Linked DNA regions of Homo sapiens: regions 1, 2, 3, 5 and 6 are each linked to region 4. The links are chromatin contacts, found by Hi-C or POLR2A ChIA-PET in ENCODE. All regions are on one chromosome and are shown on one strand. The core of a region is the stretch at or near the end of the contact, and the rest is flanking DNA. Distances in the headings are between cores, read along the strand shown. Region 1 holds the start of CNOT3 (CCR4-NOT transcription complex subunit 3). Region 2 holds the start of PRKD2 (protein kinase D2). Region 3 holds the start of OPA3 (outer mitochondrial membrane lipid metabolism regulator OPA3). Region 4 holds the start of PNKP (polynucleotide kinase 3'-phosphatase). Region 5 holds the start of CLPTM1 (CLPTM1 regulator of GABA type A receptor forward trafficking). Region 6 holds the start of TFPT (TCF3 fusion partner).

What was found. A loop is a pair of places that touch in the nucleus more often than their neighbours do. ChIA-PET counts read pairs that join two places held with the same protein, here RNA polymerase II (POLR2A). Pooled maps may share reads with other maps.
Region 1: a map of mammary epithelial cell shows a loop between it and region 4 (20-fold over the local background). The contact joins the promoter of CNOT3 here to the promoter of PNKP in region 4. A Hi-C loop is called at or near these places in 1 of 168 maps with a recorded cell type or tissue (mammary epithelial cell), 1 of 37 single-sample maps with no recorded cell type and 10 of 50 pooled maps. POLR2A ChIA-PET finds 5 or more read pairs at or near these places in 1 of 52 experiments (HEK293).
Region 2: a loop to region 4 is called in a map of CD4-positive, alpha-beta T cell, with 7 times the contacts of the local background. The contact joins the promoter of PRKD2 here to the promoter of PNKP in region 4. A Hi-C loop is called at or near these places in 3 of 168 maps with a recorded cell type or tissue (CD4-positive, alpha-beta T cell, CD8-positive, alpha-beta T cell and naive thymus-derived CD4-positive, alpha-beta T cell) and 3 of 50 pooled maps.
Region 3: a loop to region 4 is called in a pooled map, with 8 times the contacts of the local background. The contact joins the promoter of OPA3 here to the promoter of PNKP in region 4. A Hi-C loop is called at or near these places in 1 of 168 maps with a recorded cell type or tissue (naive thymus-derived CD4-positive, alpha-beta T cell) and 8 of 50 pooled maps. POLR2A ChIA-PET finds 5 or more read pairs at or near these places in 1 of 52 experiments (activated CD8-positive, alpha-beta memory T cell).
Region 5: a loop to region 4 is called in a pooled map, with 11 times the contacts of the local background. The contact joins the promoter of CLPTM1 here to the promoter of PNKP in region 4. A Hi-C loop is called at or near these places in 5 of 50 pooled maps.
Region 6: a pooled map shows a loop between it and region 4 (10-fold over the local background). The contact joins the promoter of TFPT here to the promoter of PNKP in region 4. A Hi-C loop is called at or near these places in 1 of 168 maps with a recorded cell type or tissue (posterior vena cava) and 8 of 50 pooled maps. POLR2A ChIA-PET finds 5 or more read pairs at or near these places in 1 of 52 experiments (HEK293).

Annotation. Positions count from the first base shown.
Region 1 is chr19:54,134,456-54,139,439 of GRCh38, forward strand. It overlaps CNOT3 (CCR4-NOT transcription complex subunit 3), which reads left to right and starts at 3,307. Exons shown (of 18, transcript NM_014516.4): 1 at 3,307-3,538.
Region 2 is chr19:46,714,797-46,719,394 of GRCh38, forward strand. PRKD2 (protein kinase D2) reads right to left here and starts at 2,318. Exons shown (of 18, transcript NM_016457.5): 1 at 1,335-2,318. The coding sequence starts at 1,574. It overlaps LOC107987269, which reads right to left. Exons shown (of 4, transcript XM_017027568.2): 1 at 3,850-4,598; 2 at 3,557-3,706; 3 at 3,003-3,180; 4 at 1,738-2,381. The coding sequence starts at 4,267. The coding sequence ends at 2,015. RefSeq lists enhancers at 1-52, 3,564-3,613 and silencers at 2,214-2,263, 2,284-2,443.
Region 3 is chr19:45,582,711-45,587,259 of GRCh38, forward strand. It overlaps OPA3 (outer mitochondrial membrane lipid metabolism regulator OPA3), which reads right to left and starts at 2,092. Exons shown (of 2, transcript NM_025136.4): 1 at 1,913-2,092. The coding sequence starts at 2,054. RefSeq lists enhancers at 1-200, 201-1,136, 1,972-2,151.
Region 4 is chr19:49,866,326-49,871,293 of GRCh38, forward strand. PNKP (polynucleotide kinase 3'-phosphatase) reads right to left here and starts at 1,251. Exons shown (of 17, transcript NM_007254.4): 1 at 1,144-1,251; 2 at 729-892; 3 at 74-120. The coding sequence starts at 879. It overlaps AKT1S1 (AKT1 substrate 1), which reads right to left. Exons shown (of 5, transcript NM_001098633.4): 5 at 2,714-3,735. The coding sequence ends at 3,592. RefSeq lists enhancers at 1-706, 707-1,488, 3,687-4,334 and silencers at 648-1,017, 1,088-1,387, 3,462-3,771.
Region 5 is chr19:44,953,126-44,957,684 of GRCh38, forward strand. CLPTM1 (CLPTM1 regulator of GABA type A receptor forward trafficking) reads left to right here and starts at 2,255. Exons shown (of 14, transcript NM_001294.4): 1 at 2,255-2,342. The coding sequence starts at 2,271. RefSeq lists a silencer at 2,178-2,507.
Region 6 is chr19:54,112,620-54,117,186 of GRCh38, forward strand. TFPT (TCF3 fusion partner) reads right to left here and starts at 3,038. Exons shown (of 6, transcript NM_013342.4): 1 at 2,628-3,038; 2 at 1,823-2,081. The coding sequence starts at 2,650. PRPF31 (pre-mRNA processing factor 31) reads left to right here and starts at 3,135. Exons shown (of 14, transcript NM_015629.4): 1 at 3,135-3,178. RefSeq lists an enhancer at 1,324-2,197.

The DNA.
Region 1 (4,984 bases), core at 2,057-4,556, 4.3 Mb after region 4:
GTATCTCTGGATCCCTGTCCTTCAACCCAGAGCTCTGTCTCTGGACCTCAGTGGCAATCTCTAAATCTCTCTCCTTCCTCAAGTCAAAAAGTCGACACACTCAGGAGGTTCCCTTGAGTGGCTGAACTACCCCAGGTTGTATAACTCAAGTCTGTTTTCTCAATGTTATCCCTGACCCTCTGGGTCAACCCTGTTTGAAAATGACAACCTTTGCTGATCTCTACATACTGGTCTGCCAGGGAAGGACCCGTGGTCCACAACCCTGTTCAGAATCCCCCATCTCCCTTGGCCAAAATATCCGGCATCTACCAATGGGGCTGTGGCATGAGGGTGTCAATCTCAGGAAAGGAATCTTGAGTCGCCTGGGCCTGCAGCCCTCGTACTTTCAGAACAGAGGTTCTCAGAATTTAATGCGCTTCAGAATTACACTGAGGACTTGTTAAAACATAGTTGCTGGGCCCAGAGTTTCTGATTCAGTCTAGGGTGGGGCTCAAAAATGTGCCTTTCAAACAAGTTCCCAGGTGATGGGTACGTGCCTGACCCAAGGCCACATTTCAGAAGCACTGCTCTAGAAAAGAAGACTCTGTAAGCGGCTCTTACGCTGGGCGCGGTGGCTCACGCCTGTAATCCCAGCTACTTGGGAGGCTGAGGTGGGAGAATGGCTTGAACCTGGGAGGCAGAGGTTGCAGTGAGCCGAGATGGCGCCCCTGCACTCCAGCCTGGGTGAGAGAGACACTGGCTCCCACCTCAAGATCGTTTTAGTTGGTCCAGTGTAAGCCTGGGTATCTGGACTTTTTTATTTTTTATTTTTATTTTTTGAGACGGCGTCTTGCTCTGTCACCCAGGCTGGAGTGCAATGGCGCAATCTCGGGTCACTGCAACCTCTGCCTCCCAGGTTCAAGTGATTCTCCCGCCTCAGCCTCCCGAGTAGCTGGGATTACAGGCACATGCCACCATGCCCAGCTAATTTTTGTATTTTTAGTAGAGACGGGGTTTCACCATGTTGGCCAGGCTGGTTTTGAACTCCCTACCTCAGGTGATCCGCCCACCTCGGCCTCTGAGAGTGCTGGGATTACAGGTGCAATGGCGCAATCTAGGCTCACTGCAGCCTCTGCCTCCCGGGTTCAAGTGATTCTCCCGGCCCGGCCTGGCCTCTAATTTAAAAAAAATTTTTTTTTTTTAAAGTTCCTCAGGTAGGCCAGGCGCAGTGGCTCACGCCTGTAATCCCAGCACTTTGGGAGACTGAGGCGAGCGGATCACCTGAGGTCAGGAGTTCGACACCAGCCTGGCCAACATGGTGAAACCCCGTCTCTACTAAAAATACAAAAATTAGTCGGGCGTGGTGGCGGGCGCCTGTAATCCCAGCTACTCGGGAGGCTGAGGCGGGAGAATCACTTGAACCCCGGGAGGCAGAGGCTGCAGTGAGCCTAGATTGTGCCACTGCTCTCCAGCCTGGGGGACAAGAGCAAGTCTTCGTCTCAACAACAACAACAATAACAACAAGTTCCTCAGGTGACTCTGATGTGCAGCCAAGTTGGAAAGTCATCGCTAGATCCGCGGTGTGCAAAGTGAACTGCGGACCGTGGACTGCGGCACTTGTTAGAAAAGCAGAATTTGCATTTTAACACATTCCTAGGTGATTCCGGAGATGTCTGAGAAGCGATACTTTGTCCAGGGGCCACAGTTTGAATAGCAAAGCTCTAGAACAATAACTCTAGGCTTCATTCCCGTTGTCTGTGTGTGGGCCTACGAATATGCATTTTCGCAAGCATTCCTCCTCCCCCTTGCCTCAGACCATTCTGATGCGGGTGGTGCTGAACGGCTCCATCCTCCTTCACGTTCACCTCTCCCTGGGATTTATCTTACTTTCCACCACCTAGACAGGAAGGGGCGAATCTGGCTTCCCATCTCGGTTGTGTGACCCTGGGCAAATGCCTCCCAGTTCGTGGAAGTCTCAGTGTCTAGTTAAGTTTTCAATCACAAGTCATTCCTCACATTCATTCATCTATTCCTTTGACAAATGGTTACTGACTACTTCCTGCGTGCTAAGTGCTGGAGATGCAAAATCCAGACAGGGAAACCGAATAATTACGAAAATGACGGTAGACGTACAAAAATAAATCCTAACGAACAAGGCGCGCAGGAGCGCTCCGCCCGGGAGGGAGGTCAGGGAAGTTTTCTCTCCAAGAAGACAACAGAGCTGAGACCTGAAACGAGCAGGCATTAGGGAGCCACCCGTCTCCTCTGTACCTTCTGCAGCGTCCTCAACACACTAAGGAAGCGGAGACGCAGAGGAGAATGACTGTCCCACCATCTGGTCGCCTAACCAGGCAGGGGCAGGACAAAAACTCCATGCCTCACGCTTCCCAACCAATTCTGCTATGCACGGTGCCAGAGACTTAAAGCAGTGTCTCTGGTCCCTTTCTTCTTTCACTCAGCAAATAATGAATTTCAGAGATGTGCCAACATAGAGGCACTTGGAGAAAGACGAGGCAGCTGAGAGGGAAGCTGCTTACCTGGCCGGGACGCAACGGTTGCGACCAAGTCCCACTTCTGCCAGCTACATACACCCTCTTTCACACGCTCTACGAGCAGCTACCGCCCACTCGCCACGCTATTGGTCCAACTAGCATGAATGATAACTTTTAGGGCCAACGAAGAAAAAGGGGTGGACTTTCTTGCCCAGCTCCTCCCACTTGGCCCTGTGGCTGTTTTGATTGGCAGATGACTTCGGCTCGGCCCCCGCTTTAAAGGCACCTGTCTGTCTCCCATTAGGTACGCGGCCCCTAACGCCCACACTCCATGCCTTCCTCCGCTTTCCCCACCCACTTCCAGGACCAACCAATGACTTCAAGGCAGAATATGCCCCCGCAACCAATTAAAAAGAGCTCTAAACTTGACGGACGACTTCCCGCCCCTGGACTGTCGTAGCTCCTCCCCCAGACCAATTGTTTTAAGAGAGGGGGGCGGATACATCCAATCAGCACGACACAGGTCTCTTGATTGACGTTCGGGTCCTCGCGCTGGCGTGTTGTGCCCTGAGGCGGGAGGAGGAGGAGGAGCGGGGAGGAAAACCTGAGCCAATCCTAGCAGCCTGCGCGGGAGGCCAATCGAACGCCGCGCCTTGGAGCGATCACCCAATCCGCGAAAGGGGGCAGGGCGCATCCCTGCCAGGAACCAATAGAAAGCCTCCAAGGGTCAGGAGCGACGTTCAGCGGGAGCAATGACTGGCCTATATTCGGGACTCGGGGGCGGGTCGGCGCCAGAGACGAGAAGAGAGGAGGGGAGGCCTCCTCCGCCGCCGCCATCTTGGACCGGGCCCGGTCAGCTTCCGCGGAGCCATCGGCAGACGCCGCGGCCTCCCTTGAGCCCCGACCCCCGTCGTCAGAACAACCCCGGGCCCACTCCCCCAACCCCACTTCCGCTTCGCGCCGCTATCGCGATAGCGCCCGGGCCCGGGGCGCGAGAAAAAGGCGGCGGGCGCTCGCCTCCCCCGCCTGTCGCGATACGCTCCTCAGCGGCGGCGCCAGCTCCTGTGGTGAGAGCGTCAGGCTCGACTGGGCCGGACCCCTTCCCTTCCTCCCCCCGGCGCCATCGGCCGCCCTCCCCGCCGCCTCCCGCCCTGGCGACACCGCCGTCTGTCGCGACATGGCCTCCCCTCGCCTGCCCCCTGCCGCCGCCTCTGCAGCGCGGGGCTCCCGGCGGGGGGCGGCTCCCTCCCTCTCGCCCTCCCGTTCCTGCGCCTCTTTCACGTTCCTCAGCGCCTCCCGGGGGTCCTTCCGCGACCCGGACCCCGGGCCCCGCCCGCCGCCGCCTCCCCGCGTGGCATCGCGTCGGGCCCCCCGGTAGGGGTGTGAGGGTGCGAAGCCTCCCGGGCGCGAGGTGCCCGCCCCTCTCCGCGTCGGTATTGGCTCCTGGCTGGAAGGATGGAGGCGCCCCTGGTCCCAGGTGCCCGCCCTCTCGGGGCTCAGGTGCCTGCCCCCCTCGGCCTCGGTCCTTCGCGTTGTGGGGCAGCCTCCGCGCCGGGGCTTCTCCCTCGACGGTGGCGGGGAGGGGGGGTGGTGGTCGGGACGAGGACCCCAGCTGGGTGGGGGAGTCACCCTTCCCAGGACCGAGGCCGCCCTCCGCATCCCTCCTCACTGCTCCCGGGAGCGCAGCCTCCCCTGGATCTCAGGTTCCAGCTGCCCGTCTGTATCGGATGGGAGCCTCTTGGGAGAGGAGTGGAGGAGAAACTCCCCGTTAGTTGGAGCCTTTGCCGAAGTTTCCACCTCTGTAGTCTGCAGCTCTTCCCTCTCATAGCGAGTAGCGCCCTGGGTGGCTCCAGCCTCGCCATCCCGCTGCACTGGGCGCCTGCCTTTTTGGGGGAGTTTGGCTTTCCCCCACCTGGGGTACAGGACCGTCCTCAGTGTGGCCCACGTCTGGTCTCAGCTCTCACACTTCTTTGATCCTGGCGTCTGCCCCTGGCTTTGCAGCCTTGAACTCCCCTGCATCGTGACTCTCCGACCTTCTGGGTGTGGGCGTCTCCCAGTGATATCAGGACCACTGTGGTCTTGTTGCTGGGGGCTGCTGGGATCCCCTGGCGCTCAGGTGCCTGGTGAAAGACACTAAGCCGCCACGCTGTCCATGTTAGTGAGCTCCCACTGCGGGCAGCACCAGCCCCTCTTTCTGAGCAGTCCCTGCCTCTCAGTGCAGGGCGGCCACCCACCCCGGGGTGAGCTCTCCTGTCCTTTTGGTGAGGGGTTTTGATGTCTCCCCTCCCTCCCTTCACCCCTGCCTGAGTATGAGGCTTCTTCCATCTTCACACCAGTCTCCTCCTTTAGGGTGTCAGCTCTCCAAGGACCAAGAAGCCCACTGCCCTTGATATTTGCATCAGATCCCACACTGTGGGTTTGTTGACTTCCCATCTACCCTTACGCTGGGTGTCAGCAGTTGGAGAACAAGGGTTTCGCCTTCTGGCCCCGCTGCTGGTACCCCATGAGAGTAG
Region 2 (4,598 bases), core at 1,068-3,567, 3.2 Mb before region 4:
CCCATGAAGTGGGCTGAGTTGGGGTGGTGAGCTGGGCCTGCGGGATTGAGGCATTTGGTGGGCAAAACCCTATCAGTTCTCACTGCTAAGAGAGAGTCCACAGAAGACCAGGACTGCCTTGGCCCTGACCCCTTGGGAAGTTTTTCTCTAAGCTTCAGTTTCCTTGTCTGTAGAATGGGGGAGCTGGCCCAGTTCCCCACGTTTCTCTGATGCCCAAAGGATTCATTTCCAGGAGTCTGAAAAGATTCTGGAATTTGGATATTTTGGGACTCCAACATGCTCACATTATAGAATTATACATTCTAGATTCCTACCTGGTATCACTATACATTTTAGGATTTCAATAACCTAAATAAGCGGTAATCTAATATTTTAATATTCTAGGAGTCTGACAAGCTAGGACTGTGCTCTTTGAATTCTTTAGCATTCAAGGACCTCATCCATCCAGCATTCTAAAATTCTAACATTTTAACTTTCTAGGATTCAACAATCTAGGAATCTAATATTCCAGCATTTTAATGTTTTACTATTTCACAAACCTAGAATTCTAATATTTGAACACGAACATGGGGGCAATTTAATTGCCTAGGATGCATATTCCAACAAGTTATGATTCTAATATTCTAACATTTCTACAGTCCAGTACTCCAACACAGAAGCCCACTATTCTTTTAACATTTCACGGTTTAGACGTGGAGTTCCACCTGGTTTCCTCTTGCCATAACACCCAGCTGCCCACCCTGGGGACCCTGGTGTCCAAAATTAAGAGTAGGCTAACAGCACTGTGACTAGGAAAGGGAATAGAGTCCCCAGGGTCTGTAGGAGTGCCTGCCCCTCCACACATATCTCAGGCTTAGGGGAGGGCAGAATTGGGCTCCGAGACCTCACTTGCCCCTGGCAGCTAACTCAAGCACCTGCACCCACACATGTCACCGGATCACCATGGCCAGCCCGGGTTCAATTTCTCCTGTTTCCACCAAATGGGAGGCCCGGGATGGGCCTGGACGTGGAGGTCCGCCGACATCTGCTGCCCCTTCCTCCCCTCTCTACACCTGGCTGGCCCCTCCCTTCCTCCCTGTTTGCTGCAGAAAACAACGACATGCAGGGACATGAAATTTGGGGAGGCCTCTGGGGCACCCCACCCCTGCCCAGTCCTCTCTCAAAGGGATGGTGGGGAGAGGGGCAATGGAGGGGGGCAATGCCCCCTATCCCTCCATCACCCAAAGCTCAGGTCTCCTTCCTCCCTCTTCCGCACACCAGGCCCCAGACCCCTCTGCCAGCGCCCCCTCCTTCAACCTCTCCCCGAGCTGGATCCAGGGAGCCTGCGCCCTCACCTTCTGGTCCACGATGGAACAGGCCAGCTGCTTCACATGAGCCAGCTCGGAGGCGGCGGGCAACAGCACGAACTCGCGGGTCAGCCCGATCTGGATGTGAAAGGAGACCCCGGAACCCGGGGCCGGGATCTGGGGCAGTAGCGGTGGCGGCGACTGCAGCTCTAGGCCGCCGGGGGGCGGAGGAGACCCCGGCCCGGGAGAGCCAGGGAGCCCGGCGGGATAAGAGGGGGCGGTGGCCATGGGGGGAGGCCGGGGACCGGCCGCCTGGAGCCCACCCGGGACCCGGCCGGGGGGCCCCGGGGGACCCTGGGTTCTAGATCCGCGGGATCTCGTGAGCAGGTGGTGGGAGAGCGGGGATCCGAGAAAAGATCTGGCAGGCGGAGGGGACCTGAGGATGGCGGGGTCCTGGGAAGGAGAGAAAGGCACTATAGTGGGTCAGAGGCCCGGAATCCAGGGCTCCCAGAAGATCAGAAAGGAGAAAAGTAGTGGGTTGGAGGTCCCAGCGATTGAGATTCCAAGAAGCCTGAGAGGAAATCTAGTAGGTCGGGGTCACAGGGATCAGGAGAGCCCGCGATTCAAAGGCCCCTTCCCTAGAGGAGGGATTGAGAAGGGGGCAGAGGGAATCCCAGGATCCAGTGCTCCAAGAAGAGGATCCCACTCAGAAGGCGGCCCGGGGGAATTCACCTTGGGGGTGGAGGGCAGGAGTCTCTGAGTCGGGGACCGAGTGGATTCCAGAGATAAAGGGGTTCGCAGGGACCCGACCGGCCAGGGGATGGGCAGAGGGGTCCCGAGGGCCGGAGTGGGTAGAAGGGAATCTCACGAGTCGCAGAAGTTGGAGAAAAGTTCGGTCGGGAGCCGTGAGGAAGGGGGCGTTGCCGGAGCGGGGTTGGGTGGGGGGCAGGGAGGGTCGCCAGGCGCCAGTAGCTCTTTTTCCCCCTCCAAAGTTTAAGTCGGCGGCGGCGGCGGCGGCCCAGGAGGAAGTGTCCGGAGCGACAGTGCAGTCGACCAATCGGCGCGGGCCTCGGCGACGTCAGAGAGGGGCGGAGCCTGCCGAGGGGCCGGGGGCGGAAGGGGAGGGTGGGCCCGGGGCCTCCGAGTTGGGGGCTGGACCTCCGCCTCCAGGGTCCGGGACAAGGGATGGTGTGAGGGATGGAGGGCAGGCAGGCGAGACCAGTTCCTTCCCTGAACACAGCCAAGCCTGGAAAGTTAACTTTTCCCTCGGCTGGACAGGGAGGGGAAACACTATCACCCACCGCCGGTCGCAGGCGTCGGGCTTGGAGGCCACTGGCCCTTTAAGGAGGGGAGCCCTCTCCGGCAGGCGTCCGGCGCCCATGGCAGGGGACGGGTGGGAAATCGGTATCAGGTCCCGGCCCGCTCTCTGGGTTCGGCCTCTCTGTTCTCCGAGCGTCACCCCTGCCCTCCCCGCCGCGTCCCAGCCCAGGGAAGGGGGTGCTGCAGAGCGTCCCCCGGCCCCAGCCCATTTAACACATGGAAAGACCGAGGCCTCCAGATGGGTAGGAAGGGGCTCGCCTTAGGTCTGTCTCCAGCGATGGTGGGCAAGGTGCATGGCGCTAACTGGATGGGTGGGGAGGGTCCATCCCCCCGCCCACCCCAACCCCGCCTTAGGATAGTGTGGGGCTGCCCCGAGGGAGGACAGCACACCCATACCACTTCATAGATGCAGAGTGTGTCTCCTGGGGATGTGGAGTACGTGTGCGTGTCTTTCTCTCCATGTGACTTTGGGTGAGTGGCTTCTCTGTGAGCCTCAGTCCCTCCATCTGTTGGGACTGTAATAGGACTGACCCCACATGGGATGGTGGGAGCCGATGCCATGGTATACTGGTGCCTGGAAACGCAGCAGTTCAGTAAGAGGTGGTTGTCTCTGATAATACGCGGAAAGGGGTGGCCACCTCCAGCACTCAGGCTTTGATGGGTGGGCACACCCATTCAGTCACCCAGCAAGTATCTGTGAGGACCTACTGGGTGCTGGGTGGGCCCTGCTGTAAAACTCCAGCCGCTACAGGGGTCAGGCTTGATCTCTCCTCCCCAGCTAATAATCAAATAGTGGCTACCATTTAGTTTACACAGAATAAGCTGAAGCCTCAGAGAAGCAAAACGTCTTGCCCAAGATCCCAGAGTGAAGTTGCTTGAGGGAAGCTGCCCCACCCACCCCTTTGATTGACAAGTCAAGGCCTAGGTTTGAGCTCTAAGAGAAGGGCCACCTGTCTGGCTGGGATGCTGGCAGGACTGGAAATGGCAGGGCTGGCTGAGGATGGGGGCTGCCAGAAGAGCCCCTCTTCCTGGTGTACGGCCGTTGGGGGTAGCTGAGGTCGGTACAGTATCGATTCTGTCACCACATCCGGGGGCTGGGGCTGAGGAAGGAAGTCTGAGGCTGGAGTGAAAACCCAAACCACCACCTGGGGAACTGCATTGAGCCCAGAGGGATGGGCAGGGAGCACACCACGTGGAGCCCACGAAGGCTCCCCTTGGCGTCATCTAAGGGCCTCCTGCCCACCTGCACCCTTTTTCCTGAAGGGCAGATGACTGTCCCAGCAAAACGCTGCCATGTCCTGAGTGTCCAGACAGCGGCCTCCATCCTTTCTCGTATGTTCACTGGGGCCTGCTGGGGGACTGGGGCACAGCCCTTTACAACCCAGGAACTGGGCATTAGTGCCCTGTGGCAGAGGTGCTAGGATTACCGAGGACGCCTGGCTGGTAGGTGGTGGAAGCCTCCTCGAGACAGGAGCAGCGGTCCCCTCCGTCTCATCTGGAGCATGTGGACACCTGCTCCCTCTTTTTAAGGCTGTGGACCCAGTGAAATGCCATGTAAAGCACTCAGTACAGTAGACGTGGACCACTGAGAAGGGAAAGGAGGGACGCATCAGGACATGAGCCACGAGGGCTCGGGCACCTGCGGCACCTCCTCCCAGCATGGAGGAGCCTGCGCCCCAAAGCCATCATCCTCCACTGGCAGGTGCAGCCTTTTCCCTCCCTGCTCCTTGTGGGCCTGGGATGGGAACAGGAAGGGGGTTTACGTCCTCTGGGCACCAGCCCTTTGGCCTCGCCACCACCCTCACACATCCCAGGCGGGGCTGAGGCTTCAGCTGGACTGTCATCATAGTATCTGCTCCCCAGGGCTCTACCCCTGGGGAGGGAGCACTTAGGGACAGAAAGGGCACAAGGAGATTCGGTCCAGTGCCTCCACTTCTCTCCACCCACACCCCACCCAAGCTCTGGGCCCGTCTCCGGCCCCTGCTGCCCTAC
Region 3 (4,549 bases), core at 842-3,341, 4.3 Mb before region 4:
TGGGTAAGGCCAGCTGATCCATCAAGTGCAGGGTCTGTGAAATATCTCAAGCACTGATCTTAGGAGCAGTTTAGGGAGGGTCAGAATCTTGTACCCTCCAGCTGCATGACTCCTAAACCATAATTTCTAATCTTGTGGCTAATGTTAGTCCTACAAAGGCAATCCAGTCGCCAGACAAGAAGGAGGTCTGCTTTGGGAAAGGGCTGTTACCATGTTTGTTTAAACTATAAACTACAAACTAAATCTCTCCCAAAGTTAGTTCAGCCTTTGCCCAGGAATGAACAAGGATAGCTTGGAGGTTAGAAGCAAGATGGAGTAAGTTAACTTAGATCTCTTTCGCTGTGTCAGTCATAATTTTGCAAAGGCGGTTTCAGTGGTTCTCTGACCCAGCCAATGATGCTAAATTCCCTTATTTTATGTCCCACGTAGCACAACACAGATCACCTTTTTTTTTTTTGGAGACGGAGTCTTGCTCCGTCACCCAGGCTGGAGTACAGTGTTACGATCTCGGCTCACTGCAAGCTCCGCCTTCCGGGTTCACGCCATTCTCCTGCCTCAGCCTCCTGAGTAGCTGGGACCACAGGCGCCCAGCCACCACGCCCGGCTAATTTTTTTGTATTTTTAGTAGAGATGGGGTTTCACCGTGTTAGCCAGGATGGTCTCCATCTTCTGACCTCGTGATCTGCCCACCTCGGCCTCCCAAAGTGCTGGGATTACAGGCGTGAGCCACCGCGCCCGGCAAGATCACCTTTTTAAAGTAGTTTATATTTTGGGTGTTTACTAAGCCCTTTATTTCTATTTATTATTTTTTGAGACAGTCTTGCTGTGTCGCCCAGGCTGGAGTGCAATGGCACAATCTAGGCTCACTGCAGCCTCCACCTACCAGGTTCAAGCGATTCCCCTGCCTCAGCCTCCCAAGTAGCTGGGATTACAGGTGTGCGCCACCACACCCAGCTAATTTTTGTATTTTTAGTACAGACCGGGTTTCACTATGTTGGCCAGGCTGGTCTCGAACTCCTGGCCTCATGTGATCCGCCCGCCTCGGCCTCCCAAAGTGCTGGTATTACAGGTGTGAGCCACCGCGCCGGACCTTACTATGCCCTTTAGATCTGAGCTCGGGCGGCCCCCTCTAGGCAGCCCTGCTGGCCTCAGGTCCCTGGGTCAGCCAGTTCCTCTGAGCTCCGGGGCTCCCACTTTCCCGACCACTCTGGGTTGACAGTGATGGATCAGGAGTATATCTCCCAGTGCTGAGCAAAAAGGCCGCATAGTCTGTCAACCGAATGAAAGGACGGCGTATGAGCGCATTAATGAGTACACAGATGAATGTCCTCTCTGGCTCAAAGTCCTTTTCCGGATTCCCAGGCCATGTCTCCAGAACCCAGACTTCACCCCCGAACCATGCCCCTAATCCAGACTTATTGACTACAGTAAAACTGAGGCACGTCGACGTCCTAAACGGAGGATATACAAGCACCTCCTAGATCAGTGGGGAAACTGAGGCACACGGTGCCGCTTTTGAAATGAAGTTGCCCAAGGACAGCCGGGCAAAGGACCCCGTCCGGTTTCTCCTCAGCCCCTCCCCTAGCTCCTCTATCCTGGAAAGCCCCGTCCAAATTTCTCCCATCTCTCACACTATTGGTTTAACAGGGCATCAGTCTCCAAGCGCTCTCTTCCTTTATCGGCTGGCATTTCCTACTCGCGTGGTGGCTCCTTGACCCGCCCCTTACGCCCCGCCCCGCCCTCACTACTGGGCCACCCGTACGCCCCTCTATCAGAAACCCCCCACTATTGGCCACTGGACTTTGCCGGTTCGGGCTGTGATTGGTCGTAGACAGAAGTCCATCCCCTAAGCAACCACCTGACAGGGGTTGGAGAAAGGAAAAAGGTTGGAGGGAATTCGGGTCAGACTCACGTTGAGCCGGCGGGAGGCAGATATAGGTCTTGAAGAACTCGCTTCGGCGGGCGGCCTCCTTAATACGGTTGGCAAGCGGCTTGCTGACCTGCCGGATGCCCAAGTATAGCAGCTTCGCCATAGGGAACGCGCCCACCACCATCTTGGCGGTCTCACAGGGCACGCGCAACCTTGCTGACTGGGCGGGGCGCCTCAACCTCTTCACTCCTCCCCCGCCCTCTCGTGGCCATGCGTGCGTCAGTACGTATGTACGTACGCTCGAGGGAAACTTCAGAGGCGCATCCTGACGTCACCCCGTCGACGCTGGCGTAGCGACGTCCGTTCGCTGAATATGCAAATATACACGGAAGTGAGGCGGGTCAGGGGGCGGTGCCGTTAAACGGATGCTGGAAGGCGTGTGGATTCCCACGCCCGCCTTGGCCAACGTCACTGTACTCCTTCGTGATGTCACGTTCCGAGTTGGCGTCCCCACCCAAAGGAGGCTCTTAATTAGTCCTAATTAGTCCTATGAGCCCCAAATACACCTTCCTCTGCAAGCTAGGGCTCTCATTGGGATTAAGAGGAAGCCGCGCGGTCATACAGACTTTGGCTGGGATCCCAGCTCTGCCATTTCCTCGCTGTGTAATATTAGATGAGTGGCATAACCTCTCTGGACTTCAGTATTACCGTCTACCAAATGGGAATCCTAATAGCAGTTGCCTCTTTGGGTTGTTGTGAGGCTTCTATGCTAATCTTGAGTGTAAAACAGTGGACCATGGGAAGTGGTTAGAATGGTGCCATTCATATAGTTAAGCGCTCAGTAAATAGCCCTTCTTACTATACAGGTCATGATTGCATTATTAATGCTAAATCCAGCCTGAGGGTGCATTTCACCCCCAGAAGCAGCGAATCCAACCCTTTCCCAAGTAACTGACAAGGAAACTGAGGCCCAGAGCAGGGCAGGGGGTGGCACAAGGTTCCTGCAGAGGTTGATAGCCTGGCATCTTGGCCAATAAAACCATACCCGTTCTCAAGCAACCCAACTTCCTTCATTAGGAGGTAGGTTCCCCAGGGAGCTAGTTCAGAAATAAATTTAAGGACATGTCCCAGACTGTCCTTTCTTACCCAGCAGGGAGTAAAATCATATAAACAATGTCAGGAAGGGGTTGAGAGAAATTCCTGGATGATGGAGTGCTGATGGGTAATTGAGAGATTCTCGGAGGCAGAGGGACAGAAGAAAACAGGAACAGAGGACTGGCCGCCATGGCTCACGCCTGTAATCCCAGCACTTTGGGAGGCTGAGGAGGGTGGATCACCTGAGGTCAGGAGTTTGAGACCAACCTGGCTAACATCGTGAAATCCCATCTCCACTAAAAAAAAAAAAAAATTTAGCCGGGCATGGTGGCGGGCACCTGTAATCCCAGGTACTCTGGAGGCTGAGGCAGGAGAATCGCTTGAACCTGGGAGGTAGAGGTTGCAGTGAGCCGAGATCACGCCGCTGCACTCCAGTCTTGGCGACAGAGCGAGACTCCGTCTCAAAAAAAAAAAAAAAAAAAAAAGGAAAACAGGAACAGAGGAGTGGTGTGTAGGAGGAAACATACATTCAGGACACAGAATCAGGGGGCTCTGGACTTCTTTGGTATCCAGTCTGACTCTCTGAGTGTCCTTTGTCAAGCTCCTGGCACTGAGGGACCTGCGTTTCCTCATCTTTACTGATGGTGCTGGTGTGTGTGTGAACCCTGATATTCTGAATTACTAAGAATGCCAGGATTCCATAAAAACAACCTTTTCCAGGGTCCCTTCCACACGGAAGGTATGCAGAAACTTGGGACTACCTAAGGTCCATCATCCATTTGGGACCAGCCCCCTTCCCATTTTACAGATCGTTTGAGCCTGGGAGGTTGAAGCTGTGGTGAGCCATGAGCTCCACTGCACTCCAGCCTAGGCAACACAACAAGACCCTGTCTCAAAAAACATAAAATTTCTGTCCCCAGGCCGGGCGCAGTGGCTCACGCCTGTAATCCCAGCACTTTGGGAGGCACAGGTAGGCGGATCATGTGAGGTCAGGAGTTCGAGACAAGCCTGGCCAACACGATGAAACCCCATCTCTACTAAAAATACAAAAAATTCGCTGGGCGTGGTGGCGCACACCTGTAATCCCAGCTACTCCAGAGGCTGAGACAGGAGAATCACTTGATCTCGGGAGGCGGAGGTTGTAGTGAGCCGAGATCGTGCCAATGCACTCCAGCCTGGGTGACAGAGCGAGGCTCTGTTTCAAAACAAAACAAAAAAAATTGGCCGGGCGTGGTGGCTGACGCCCAGCACTTTGGTAGGCTGAGGTGGGCAGATCATGAGGTCAGGAGATCGAGACCATCCTGGCTAACACGGTGAAACCCCGTCTCTACTAAAAAAATACAAAAAATTAACCGGGCGTGGTGGCGGGCGCCTGTAGTCCCAGCTACTCGGGAGGCTGAGGCAGGAGAATGGCGTGAACCCAGGAGGCGGAGCTTGCAGTGAGCCGAGATGGCGCCACTGCACTCCAGCCTAGGCAACAGAGTGAGACTCCATCTCAAAAAAAAAAAAAATTGGCCAGGCACGGTGGCTCACGCCTGTAATCCCAGCACTTTGGGAGGCCGAGGCGGGTGGATCACCTGAGGT
Region 4 (4,968 bases), core at 1-2,500:
TTCACTGACGGCTTGCAATTCCTCCCCAAATCCCATCCCCAGGCCTTGCTGGCCCTTGCAGAGGCACTGATACCTGTTTCACTGCCACTGTCCGGGTCTCAGGATCTGCGACCAGCTCCACTGAGGATTGGAGGGGTGGAGTCAGGATTTGCATCCTTGTGTGATTGGGTCCCTCATTTCTGGGGAGTGTGGCCTGCTTCAGGCTATAGCATCCAGGGAGTAAGAGGCAGTTTATTTCTACATGGGATTGGCTCCTTGACATGCAGTAGCCAGATAGTGGCACTAGGATTGCCTGACACTGGTCCTTGCAAGGGACAGGGAGGTACTTTTCTCTACAGAATTGGTTTCCTCCTTGACAAAAAATGTGGCTAGATATAGGTCCGGGGCTTGGCCTGTTACCATCCATCCCAACCTAGCGACATTTACTTTTCTCCACAGGATCATTTTTCTCTTGACGAAGGTCGTCGCCTGTTTCTGGATTTCCCGATGGCCTGAGCATCATCCGCGCAGTGAACATCCTCCCTAAATCGGCTCGATCCCCTCTCCCCCAAAGGATCTAGCTAATTCTAAATCAAGCACAAACTTTATCTTCCTGTACTCCCTAGAGAGCACCTTCCGACTTCGGGGCTGGCTGCACCACTGCAATCCCGCGTAGCAGCCAAGCGTCCCTCTGGATTGTTCCCGCTTTTGCAGCAGGCCACACCCCCTCCAGCTCAGGCCCCGCTCACCTTGAGTTCTGGAGCACTTCCGGTCCGTAACCTGGGTCAGGGGTCCCCTGCCCAGGACCAGGGCTTGCCCGTCCGAGGGCAGGAAGATGGGGGGCGCTCCCCCAGGGGGGCTCTCGAGCCACAAGCGGCCCGGGGCCTCCACCTCGCCCATCCTGGGTGCCGGCCTGGGGAGCAGGTAAACGGGCTTGAGCGGCGCACAGCCCCAATTTGCTGCAGGAAGTCCCGCCTCCTCCCACATCCACTAGAAAGTTTCCCCACCATTAACTGCTCCGGAAGTCCCACCCGCTCGCCTTCCGCGGGTCGACCCGTTTCCCAGGCGACGACGCGTGCTCCATCCCTCCCCGAGTTGCAATCCCCACTTTCCAGCGTACAGGCAGAGAGCCTCGCACATGCCTCCGCCCCGCCCCGTACTCACCCGGGACCGCGGCTTGGGCTCACGGCCACTTCCGACCAGGGAGGTCCTGCCCGAGGTGCCCCGCCTGCAACCCGGCCGGCGGCGGTCGGTTCCTCGGCGGACGGAAATGACTCGTCCCCTCGTGGGTGGGGGGCGGGGCCTGGCCTCCTCCCACAGCAGCCACGCCCCTTCCCCGACTCCCGGCCCCCAGGGTCTCTCGGCAGCCCTGACCTTCATCTCTCTTGCTGCAACGCGAGGCTCAGGCCGGTAGCGGGGACTGGATCCTCCGTTAGCAGATTTGCCTCTTTCCACCTTGACTTCTAATTTTCATCCCAGGGAGGAAGATTTTTTTCCCATCTGATGGTCATTGTCAGTCGAGGAAACCTCCGCCCCCGACAGCGCCCCTAAGTCCTTCTTTGGCTTCACCCTCGATGTTCTAGTTTCCTCATCTATAAAAAGGATAATCGTTTCCGCTTCGTGGGGTTACCATGACGATTAAAGGAGCTAACACGTGACAAAAGCTTTAAAAAATGGGTGGTAGTGAGCCCTGTTTAAGTCTTTTTTTTTTTTTTTTTTTGAGACGGAGTCTCACTCTGTCGCCCAGGCTGGAGTGCAGTGGCGCGATCTCGGCTCACCTGCAAGCTCCGCCTCCCGGGTTGACGCCATTCTCCTGTCTCAGCCTCCCGAGTAGCTGGGACTACAGGCGCCCGCCACCACGCCCAGCTAATTTTTTGTATTTTGAGTAGAGACGGGGTTTCACCGTGTTAGCCAGGACGGTCTCGATCTCCTGATCTCGTGATCCGCCCACCTCGGCCTCCCAAAGTGCTCAGATCCGTTTAAGTCTTATTTAGTGTTAGCATTCTTTCGGTAGTGGTCTGGTGGGACTACGTTTACCTAGTCCTAATTTCGGACGAGGTTCCACCTGCTTTCTAACCTCCAGCCATTTTTTTTTCCCTTTGGAGAAGGGGTCTCACTGTGCTGCCCAGGCTGATCTCGACCTCCTGGTGTCATGTGATCCTCCCGCCTTGGCCTCCCAGCGTGTTGGGCTTATAGGCGTGAGGCACCAAGCCCAGTTGCTCCAGTCCTTTTATAATAGAAGACTCCCGGCTGGAGTTCCTGGCTTTGCTGGTGAATATGTGGGCTCTGTCTCCAACACTCACCTCCTCAAGATTGGGTTCCATGGTCACATAAGACTGGGATGCTCTCCTCCACCCCATGAACCTGTGTCTTCATATCTATAAAATGGGCACAAAGCCAGGCGCCGTGGCTCACGCCTGTAATCCCAGCACTTTGGGAGGCCAAGGCGGGTGGATCATTTGAGGTCAGGAGTTCAAGACCATCCTGACCAACATGATGAAACCCTGTTTCTACTGAAAATACAAAAATTACCCGGGCGGCAGTGGCGCGTAATCCCAGCTACTCGGGAGGTTGAGGCAGGAGAATCGCTTGAACCTGGGCGAGAGTGGGACCCTGTCTCAAAAAAGTAAATAAAATGGGCACAGTAATTCCAACCCCCAGCTATTCACTGATAATCAGACGCTGCCATTCGGTTTCAGAAAATGTTGAATGAACACTCACAACACACTTCACATTTATCTCAGAGGTAAAACTCTTTAATCTCAGAGCGCCCCTCCCAACTGCCGATCCCCCAACCCCTCACTCTCTCCCCCACACCAGGGCCGGAGAGTGAGGGCCCCTGCCCCCCACCTTGGGTGGACGAGGGCCCTTTAAGGCACCTGTGGAGGTGGGGGGCGAGGGGCGGGAGCTGGTACCATCCTGGATGCAGGGACGGGCTTCGATTGGCAGGCTGTTGTGGGGATGGATGGAACCAATGAAAGGGGGTGCCAGAGGCAGGGACAGTTTGGGGCCATCCCTGAGGGGGTCAGGGAACAAGTTGTCGGGACGTGGGCAAAGACGACCCCAGTCCCCGTAGTGTAAAGAACGTAAATTGAAGGCCCCGGGCCAATTCTGGGAAGAGGAGGGCTTGGCCACGCCCCCAGGAAGCTGGAGCCAATTGGGAGGGAGAACTCAGGAAAAGCGGACGGTGACTATGTAGAGACTGGTCAAGCCCTTTACAGGATTTGAGCCAATCAAAAAAAGAGCTGTCCAGCGACTAGGGGATGGAGCCAATGCCGTGCGAGCAAATCCCTTGTCGCTAGGCGGAAAACAAAGGAGTTGACCCATTTAGAGCTTAGAACTCAGCGAGCCAATCCCTTAATAGAAGGAATCTGTCGCTAGGCGGAGAGAGACGACAGACCCAATCGGGAAACGGGACAGATGCCGCTCCTCGGCGCGGCAGGTCGTGGGCTGGAAGGACGGCGGGGATTGGCAGAGGCGGGACAATCTTGGGAATGGGAGACGCAAGGAGGCCGGTCCCGGATCGGCCTCAGATTAGCAGGCCCCGGGAGTGGGGCGGGGGCGTAGTGTGGGACGGGGCGGACGCGGCCCGGGGCGCTCCCTCCCTGGACTTCAATATTTCCGCTTCAGCTTCTGGAAGTCGCTGGTGTTAAGCCGCGGCCGTGGCAGGTCCCCGAAGACCTGGGTGTCCTCGGCCTCTCGCAGCACCAGCGCGCGCATGCTCGCCGCGATGCGGTCCAGGTCGGGCGAAGAGGGCTGCGGGGACGGCGACGGGGCGAGGTCAGCGCCGGCAGGGCAATCCCCCTGCACCCACACGCGGTCCAGGGGTGCACCCGGGCTCCAAGCCCACTTCTAGCACGTCCCTGCCCTGCCACCTGTGCCCTGCGATGCCCACTGCCAGCAGTGCCCCTCCCCGTCTTGCTCCACGTAGGAACCCTTCTACCCGGTTCAGACACCTCCTCCACGAAGCCTACCTGCCCCTCTCCCTCTCCCCTTCTTGGCCTAGGACATTGCTTCCTACACAGTGGAAGTGCTGTTGCCTGCTAGCCATTAAGGCTGAGTGCACCGTCTCATGTCTGAGGATCTGGGCTGGGGTTTCAGTCATGTTCCAATCAGACCTCTGCCGCTGACAAACTATGAGCAAGAGGTTTTGCTTCCCTAGGCCTCAGTCTCCCCTTCTGAAAAATGGGGCGGATAACAGGGTCTCTGTGAGGGCTGAGATAATCAGCTGTTACTGCCTTATCATGTGGCCACTGCGCTACAGAAAAGATCCCTCGCTGTGTCAGCCCCCGCCAAGGAGCCTGCAGTTCTGGCACCTAGTACTGCCTCCACTACAGCCCCCGTCACCCGGAGCTGGGCCTGTCCCCTCGCAGGATGGGACCCGGAGACCCAGATCAGGAACTGGACCTGAGCCCAGTGGGAGACCAGCCCCCGGGCACAGCACGCAAGAGGCCAGAGCATTCAATTAACTGTGTTGCCATGAGTCGCAAGCACAGAGAGCAGCAGCAGGTGGACCCCGCCCGCACCAGGCCCTGTTCCTGGTCTTCAGTGCTCACTGCTTCATTGAGGGAGGATGCACAGAAAAGGTCACCACTGTGACTGCTGGTTTGCATATAAGGACACTGAGGCTTGAGGGGGGGACTGTGGGGACCCAGGCCTCCTCCCTCAAAGCCCACAGCTCCTTCCTGAAACACACCTGGGTTCCAGTCCCAGCTCTGCCTCTCAGGGAAGTCACATGTCCCCTCAGTGCCTCAGTTTCCCCTCTGCTTCAGGGAGGCTCAGTGAAGGGTGAGGAGGACCCACCTAGGCCAGCAGAGCCCAGCCCAGGAGCTTCAAACAGGGGTTGCTACAAGGGGTGAACAGGGGACCAGGGGGTGGGACAAATTCTGCAAAGGGCTAGGAATGTGCAGGGTGGGGATGGGAGGTGATCTGAACCCTCCAAGCCTCAGTTTCTCCACTGGAGGGCATGCCAAAACACCTGTGCCTTGC
Region 5 (4,559 bases), core at 1,005-3,504, 4.9 Mb before region 4:
CTTAAAAGACTGGGCCTACACATTCAAAGAATCGTTATTAACACCATTATTGTCTGTAACAGTGAGGATGAGGCACTGAGTTTTCTTTTTCTTTTCTTTCTTCTTTTTTGGAGGTGGAGTCTTGCTCTGTTGCCCAGGCCGGAATTCAGTGGCATGATCTTGGCTCACTGCAACCTCTGCCTCCCGGGTTCAAGCAATTCTCCTGCCTCAGCCTCCCGAGTAGCTGGAGTTACAGACGTCCGCCACCATGCCCGGCTAATTTTTGTATTTTTAGTAGAGACGGGGTTTCACAATGTTGGCCAGGCTGGTCTTGAACTCCCGACCTCAGGTGATCCGCCTGCCTCGGCCTCCCAAAGTGCTGGGATTACAGGCGTGAGCCACCGCGCCTGGCTGAGGAGCGAAGTTTTCTAAGGTTCCTTCTTGTCCTGTGTTAGCCCTCAGAGAGGTAAGTCACTCACCTTCTGCACCTAGAGAGCCTCATCCCCAGGGCAATCATCCCCAGGGCAGTGCTGGAGATACAGCAGTGACCACAACAGTCCCAGGTCAGCCTGCCCAGTTGGGGAGACACACCCATCCCTGACAGTGATGACACAAAGTGAGCAGGGATGGGGTGGAGGAGCTGAGGGGGCAAGGGAGGATAGGAAAAGGGCTCAGAGAGAGTTTCCTAGAGCGAGAGCTACTGTTACAGGGCTGAGACCTAGAGGAAAGTGGAGGAAACCGATAATAAAATGATAATTATATATTCAGAATATCCCAATGCAAAGCTTACTCTTTTTCCAGGTAATATATAAGGTTCATAATCACAGCGCTCCAAATATTGACCACTTAAGCATGAGGCCCAGGGCCTGATGTTTTCCATTCGCCATCTAACTACGTCTTCCCAATAACACAGCGGGGCAAAACGGGAAGACGAAGAACGAGTACGATTATATCCCTGGTTTATAAAAGGGGAGAAACTGAGGCTCAAACATAGATGTCACTTGTCACCAGCCTGGCCAACACGGTGAAACTCCGTCTCTACTTACAAAAAAAAAAAAAAAATGGGAGGCTGACGCAGGAGAATTGCTTGAATCCGGGAGGCAGAGGTTGCAGTGAGCCGAGATCGCGCCACTGCACTCCAGCCTGGGTGACAGAGCGAGACTCCGTCTCAAAAAAAAAAAAAAAATTAGCCAGGAGTGGTGGCGTGCTCCTGTAATCCCAGCTACTCGGGAGGCCGAGGATGCAGTGAGCCGAGGTTGCAGTGAGCCGAGATCGCGCCATTGCACTCCAGCCTGGGGGAGAGTGAGGCTCCGTCTAAAAAAGAAAAAAAAAGAGAGAGAGAGACGTCACTTGTCCAGGATATCTTATCCAGTCAGTAGCACCACAAGGGTTAGAACCCTGGCCAGACATCCACCCAATTTCACGGGTGAACAGTTAACAGCCTCTGAGAGTCTTGTCCTCTCTGGGCCTCCGTAACACCCTCTCCAAACTAAGGGTCTCTCAGCAGATGGCCGGGTTTAGAGCTGTACGAAGACACACAGCTAATGAAAAATTGTGGAATTCTCAGAGCCCGTGAAGCCTAGCCCACGGATGCGAGGTTTGGACCACTGAGGGAACGCGCATGCGTGCTAGGCAGGGCAGTCCGAAGGCTTGGGGGTGTATCATAGGGTCTCATCGGAGGTTTGTTGGCCGTAAGACCCCTGGAATTGGAACTCTAAAAACACAGAAAGGATATGAGCTCAGGAGACTTGAACGAAAGAGTTGTCTTAGGAAGAGGGGTCAGAAGACAAGGGTGCTGGGCAAAAGGCTAGTTCTTCGAATCAGAATACGGTGGCCAGAAAGGTTCCTCTGACGAAAGAGGGGCGTGGTTCGAAGCCGTACAGTGGCCGGTAAAGCTCAAGAAACATGGAACGAAAAGGACGCGAAGAATCGGCAGGGAGAAGCGGACAGGATGTCCCGAAAGGCTCATATAACCGAAAAGGCGGGTTAATGTGAAGGGACGGAAGGGACAGAACTTGCGGGAGGCACATGCTGGCCGAGAAAGTCCTGGAGTTCGGAGCATACAGTGTTTTTATTAGGTGGAAACAAACGGGCTGGGAGAAAGACGAGTACGGTGGCCAGGTTGGTCCTTCCATAGCCGGAAGTGGCCTTCCTGAGAGGCGTGGCTGCGGCACTCTTGCCGGATAGGGTGGCCCGGCGGGGCTAGGAAAGCGTGAAATCTCGCGCGATTGCGCTGCGAAGTCGGGGACGGGGCGGGGCTGGCGGCGGGGGCGGGGACCCGGAGCGGGAAGATGGCGGCGGCGCAGGAGGCGGACGGGGCCCGCAGCGCCGTGGTGGCGGCCGGGGGAGGCAGCTCCGGTCAGGTACGGAGGCCGAGAGGGGACTGAGGGGGTTCTTCCCCAGCCGGGGGGCCTCCCACGGGGCGTGTCCTACCTCTTGTCACGGAATCCCGTGCACTGGGGGCTCCTTGGCCAGAGGGACCTTGAATACCCGGCCCAGGCAGGGCCGGACCGCCCGGGAGGCCGGACGGTGCCGGGAACAGGGCCCTGTTGCGGGTCGGTTCCCCTGCACGCTCGAGCCGGGCGGCCACCAGGCTCATTGCTCGATCCGGGGAGACAGTGGCTCGGAGGGGCGCAGGCTTGTACCTTGGCGCGCTGGGTTCTCAACTCCGCGATTCCATGCTCTGAGGCCGTTCCTAGAGTGGTCTGGCGTTCAGGTCTCGTTGTAGTGTTTGAGGTGTGCGCAGTGATTAATTGGGAGTTTTCTAGCTGTGGGGAAGTCAGTATTAGCAGGGCACGGCCGACAGACCCATTTTACAGACGGGAATTCAAGGAACAGTGAGACTAAGGCGCTTCTAGAAGGTCATCCTGGTTAGGTTTGTAACTTTATGTAGAAGTTACAAGACACTGCTGACACAGGGACTGGTATGGTTGTGGTTTTAATGTAAAATAGTTCTATGGGTTAATTAGTCCTGGTGCGGATGACTTCTGCCCCACTGCTGTCTTAACACACTGCAGAGCATACCATTTCAGGCAGCTACCGTTCAGGCATTTGGGGAATAGATGGAGAGACATGAAGGTGCTGTCGACCCACCCACTGGGATGTCACTGACATGTGGGAGGCAGCTCAGGGGAAAGGAGTGCGGGTTGAGAGGGGAGAATGAAGCTGACTCTCTGTGTGACCTTGGGCAAGTTCCTTTCCCTCTTTAGGCCTTTATCTCTCCCGTGTTAAATGCAGAGGTTGGACAGGAGGGCCAGCCATATCCCTGCTGTCAGGGGACGAAGAGAGGAGACTGACATGTAAACAGTTGTAATCCTGAATGATTAGGTTGGTGACAAAAGTCTGTGTCAGGGACTGGGGGAGCCCAGAGAAAGAGCAAGTGGTATCACTTGGGTAGGACACATGGATGAAATTTGTGTGATAGAGCCCACTGTATCTGCTCTGAATCTTTTCAGCATTCTCAGCCAGGGCCTGGCTTCAGGGACAGCTTAGGAAATGTTTGTTGAGTTAGTGCTGGAATGAAGGCTCAGTTCCTGTCTTCAAGGGTTTCCCAGTCTTGCTGAAAGGAGGTCGTTTCCCCTCTGGGTTTCTGTTGATTATTGGGTTGATGGTGGCTTGAGAGACCAGGGCCCAGGTTGTTCTCATTGCCCTGAGCTTCCAGATGGCACTCTGATCTTCTCTTGTACCAACTCTGCTTAAAAACAATCAAGAGTTACCCCTTTGCCTTTAGGACAAAGTACAAATTCTTTAATAAATCACAGTCTTGCACGATCCGACACTTTTCTTCAGACTAGACTAGGATTTCTCGAGCTCGGCACTATCAACATTTTGAATTGGATAATGCTTTGTTTGGGGGGCTGCCCTGTGCATTTTAGGATGTTTAGCAGCATCCGTGGCCTCTACGCACTAGATGTCAGTAGGATCCACGCCCCTCCCCAGTTGTGACAACCATATATGTCTCCAGACATTGCCAAATGTTCCAAGAGCAGGGGGGCAAAGCCATCCCTGCGTGAGAACAACTGCGCTAAAGGGGATCCGCTGCTCTGAACCTATTTTATTTCTAAACCTCTTTTATTGCCTCTCAGTCTCTTTCCTCATAGTCTATGCACAGGTCTCTCCCCTCTTTAGCTAGTTGATGTGTATTAGTCCTACAGATTTCAGATGTCCCTTCCTGCAGAAAGCCCTCTTTGACTGTCTGGGCTCCGCTGTCCCAGCCCTGCCCTACTGGGTTTCACTGTCTGGGGACTGGGAACCCCAGGAGGGCAGAGCCAGGACTGCCTTGATCACCACTGCTTCCTTAGCACCACTCAGCTCAGCGCCAGGCACAGAGGAGGTGCTCAGTGTTTGTGGAATGAGCGGATCTTGAAACAGAGGCTGGGCTGAGGTGGAATTCCCTGATGCCGTGGTGGATCCAGGTAATCAGTGAAGACATGCCGCAAAACCTAGCTTCCTCCTGCTCTTGCCTAGCCCTGGTGGTCTCAGCTACTTCTTGGACCCTTTAGCAGATGTTGCTGGGGATTGTGTGTGTGCGTGGACGTGCAGATCCGAGAGCAGGAACTGTGTCTTAGTCACTGATGTGT
Region 6 (4,567 bases), core at 1,788-4,287, 4.2 Mb after region 4:
CTCTACAAAAAGTACAAAAATTAGCCAGGTGTGGTGGTGTGTGCCTGTAGTCCCAGCTATTTTGGGGGCTGAGGCAGGAGGACTGCTTGAACCTGGGAGACTGAGGCTGCAATGAGCTGAGATTGCGCCACTGCACTCCAGCTTTGGTGACAAAGTGAGAACCTGTCTCAAGAAAGAGAAAAAGAGTTGAAGGCCAGGCGTGGTGGCTCAAGCCTGTAATCCCAGCACCTTGGGAGGCTGAGGTGGGCAGATCACCTGAGGTCAGGAGTTTGAGACCAGCCTGACCAACATGGTGAAACCCTGTCTCTACTAAAAATAGAAAAATTAGCTGGGTGTGGTGGCGGGCGCCTGTAATCCCAGCTACTAGGGAGGCTGAGTCAGGAGAATCACTTGAACCCAGGAGGTGGAGGTTACAGTGAGCTGAGATGGTGCCATTGCACTCCAGCCTGGGAGACAAGAGCGAGACTCCACCTCAAAAAAAAAAAAAAAAAAAAAAAAAAAAGTTGAATTATTTCCCCCAAAAGAGGGTGTTGAGGCTTTAACCCCCAGTACCTCAGGATCACCTTATATGGAGACAGTGTCGTTACAAAAGTAATCAAGTTCAAATGAAGCCAGTGGGTGGGCCCTAATCCAGTATGACTGGAGTCCTTATAAAAAGGGTAAATTGGGACACAGACACACACACAGGGAGCAGCAATGTGAAGATGAAGGCGGAGATCAGGGTGATGTTTGTACGTGCCAATGACTGCCAGAAACCTCCAGAAGCCAGGGGAGAGGCCTGGAAGATTCTCACAACCCTGTCGACACCTTGCCTTGGATGTCTAGCCTCCAGAACTGTCAGACAGGAATTTCTGTGCTTGAGGGACCCTATTTGTGATAAGTTCTGGGAGTCCAAGCAGACTAATACAACTGTCTTCAGAGTTTCAGGCATCCAGACCTGATGCTGTTCCTCCCCCATTTGAAACCCTTCAGTGGCTCCTTCACTCTCAAGGAAAAAAAAATATCCAGACTTCTTGTCCTGGTGTTCCTGGCCTGCCAAGATCTGAGCCCTGCCTGCTGTTTAATCCTCATTGATTGATTGATTGATTTTGAGACGGAGTCTCACTCTGTCACCCAGGCTGGAGTACAGCAGCATGATCTTGGCTCACTGCAACCTCCGCCTTCCGGGTTCAAGCAATTCTCATGCCTCAGCCTCCCTAGTAGCTGCGACTACAGGTGCGCACCACCACACCTGGCTAATTTTTTTGTATTTTAGTAGAGATGGGGTTTCACCATGTTGGCCAGGCTGGTCTCGAACTCCTAACCTCAGGTGATCCGCCTGCCTCAGCCTCCCAGTGCTAGGATTACAAGCGTGAGCCACCATGCCCAGCCCATCCTTATTCTCAGCAAGGAGGCTATTGCAGTCATTCAGCCCAGACAGCTGGAGTTTGCAATGGCAGCCATAGGGATGGAGGAGAGGAGAAGGGTCCAGAGACACTCAAGAGGCGGAATGAATGAGTCGAGAGGAGTGAATCCTGGCAGGGGTATGGGAGATGTGAAGAGCTTGGGCTTTCACCTGTGAGCGGTGCCACGCATTGAGAGGCCCCCGGGAGACATCAGAGAACCCATCTGCGTTGTCAGGGAAGCTCCACGGGAGATGGCCCTTCCAGGGGCCCGGCACAGGGCCAGACACATAATGCATGCTAAATGACTGAATATATAAGCTAAATGACTGAATATATCAGCAAGCCAAGAAAGGCTGGGCATGTGGAAAGGCAGAGATTGCGGGGGGCGGTAGTTTAGGCCAGGGGACCCCAAAACCGGGGGATCCGCACTCACCTACCTGCTCGATCTCCCGGCAGCGCCGACCTAGTGCCTGGTACTTTCTGCGATTTAATTCCCGCTGGCGCCGCCGCCGACCCCGGGCTGCCTCTTCCTCTTCATCTCGCTCCCGGAGCCCTGAGCCGCCCAGACCACCTGACACAAACTCCACTTCCGTCTCCAGCTCGCTCTCCAGGATGTGGCCACCAAATAGGGGAGGCAACGCCAACTCTGAGCCTGGCGGCGCTGAGAACTCCTCAAAGCCCACGGCTGCCATGGTCCTGAGAGGCAGGGAAAGGCTCAGGGGCCCTGGATCCTGGACCCCCAGCCCCTTCTCCCACTGAACCAGGAGCCCAGACCCCAACCCCTCCTCCCTGAGATCCTAGAATCCAGGCCCCCAGCCCCTCCTCCCTCAGACCGTAGAATCCAGCTCCCAGCCCTCCTCCCTCAGACCCAGAAGTCCAAGTCCGCAACCCACCCTTCGCAGCACCCACAGGGTTCAAGCCCTGACCCCCTCCTCCCAGGATGCAAGAGTCCAGACCTCCAGACTTTTTCTCTCCAAGGACCCAGGGAGTCCAAGCCCCAACCCTCAACCAGACGCAAGAGTCCTGGCTTCCAACCTCCTAGTCTGTCAGATCCAGCAGTCCAAACCCCTAACCTTCTCCTCCCTCAGGATGACCCCAGTCCATAAAAGGGTTCTAAGGTAAAGCAGTTGCATGAACTACAACCCCCATCAGACCTCAGCGTAAAAGCTCATATGGTTGCACACAATGCAGCTGCACTGTTTTCTGGGATTCGCACTTTTTCACAAGGGCTCAGCCACATACCCTTCTCTCTGCTCCAATTCCATCTCCGCGACCTCCGGAAGCCCCGGGCCTCAGAGCTTCCGACCTCTTCAATCTGTAGGTTAAGCCGTTCGCAAAACTACTTGTCCCATCAGGCTCAGCAGCCGAGGACGGCGGGACGTGGCCCTAGGCCTTGTGGGAGTTGTAGTTTCCTGTTTCCGGCTTCGCTTCGGCCCACCCCCACGTCCACCCCGAATCCCTGCTTAAAGGCCTTGCTTTCTTGTCTAACGCCGCAACCAGTCCTCTGAGTTGCCAACGTCTTTCTTCTTGTCTCGACGCCCCGTCGTCCGGCCACAGCGATTCTCTGCTTAGCAGGATCGGTCCACAGCGGGACGTGAGTCCCTTTCCTCCTCGCGGCTTACCGCCTCTCTCCGCCTAGTGCCAGGTGCTAATAAAGTTGTTGTTTCAAATGCGGCCAGGAACATCGCGAGCGGGGACCAATCAGAGAGTAGCTTTGCCTCTATAACGGCGCGAGAGTGAGACGTCATCGGTGAGCGACTAACGCTAGAAACAGTGGTGCGCGGAGAGGAGAGGTGAGTGTGATGGGGACCACGGGGAGCGGGAGGCTGGGCTCCTGGGTCTGGGAGAAGAAGTGTGTGAGGAAAAAGGCGGGTCTTTACAGCTTGGTTTTTGTTTTTTTGTTGTTTGTTTGTTTTGAGACGGAGTCTCGTTCTGTTGCCCAGGTTGGAGAGCAGTGGCGCGATCTCGGCTCATTGCAACCTCCGTCTCCCGGGTTCAAACGATTCTTCTGCCTCAGCCTCCAGAGTAGCTGGGATTACAGGCGCCCGCCACCACCCCTGACTAATTTTTGTATTTTTAGTAGAGACGGGGTTTCCCCATGTTGGTCAGGCTGGTCTCGAACTCCTGATCTCGTGATCCGCCCGCCTCGGCCTCCCAAAGTGCTGTGATTACAGGCATGATCCACCGCGCCTGGCCAGTTGTTTGTTTGTTTTGTCTGAGACGGAGTTTCGCTCTTGTTGCCCAGGCTGGAGTGCAGTGGCGCGATCTCGGTTCACTGCAACCTCCGCCTCCCGGATTCAAGCGATTCTCCTGCCTCAGCCTCCCGAGTAGCTGGGATTACAGGCGCGCACCACCACGCCCGGCTAGTTTTTTGTATTTTTAGTAGAGACGGGGTTTCACTATGTTGGCCAGGCTGGTCTCCAACTCCTGACCTCAGATGATCCACCCGCCTGGGCCTCCCAAAGTGCTGGGATTACAGGCATGAGCCACCGCTCCCGGCCTTTTACAGCCTGTTTACCCAAAAGTCTTAATATGCGCCTACCATGGTGTGGCCCTGGGGATGTGGAAGGAGCAAAAATTGTTCGCTACCCTCTTAGAGCTTTGGTTGATGCCTGGCAGACAGGCTTTATCAAATAATTACTTCATTAATCACAAATGTGTGAAGTGCCTTACTGTAGACACGCAGAGCGTGCGGGACACGTTATCACAAAGCAACCTCCTGTAGTCTAGAGTGGGGCGTGTGGGTCAGGGAGGTGGAACGTGAGAGCTGAAGGCTGAGGAGATGCTGGGCTACTAAGAAGTGAGGAGAGCCAGACGCCATGGCTCACTCCTGTAATCCCAGCACTTTGGGTGGCCCAGGCGAAAGGATCGCTTGAGCCCAGGAGTTTGAGACCAGCCTGAGCAACACAGTGAGACCCTGTCTCTACAGAAAAATTTAAAAATTAGCCGGGCGTGCTGGTGCGTGCCTGTCATCTCAGCTATCGGGAGGCTGAGGCGGGAGAATCGCTTGAGCCCAGGTGATCGAGGCTGCCGTGAGCTATGATGGCGCCACTGCACTGCAGCCTAGGTGACAGAGCAAGACATGGTCTCAAAAAAAAGAAAAGAAAAGAAAAAACAAAGTGAAGGAAAGGGCCACTTTAGTTACAAGGGACTCCTGTACAAAGACCTGGAGGCGGGAAGAG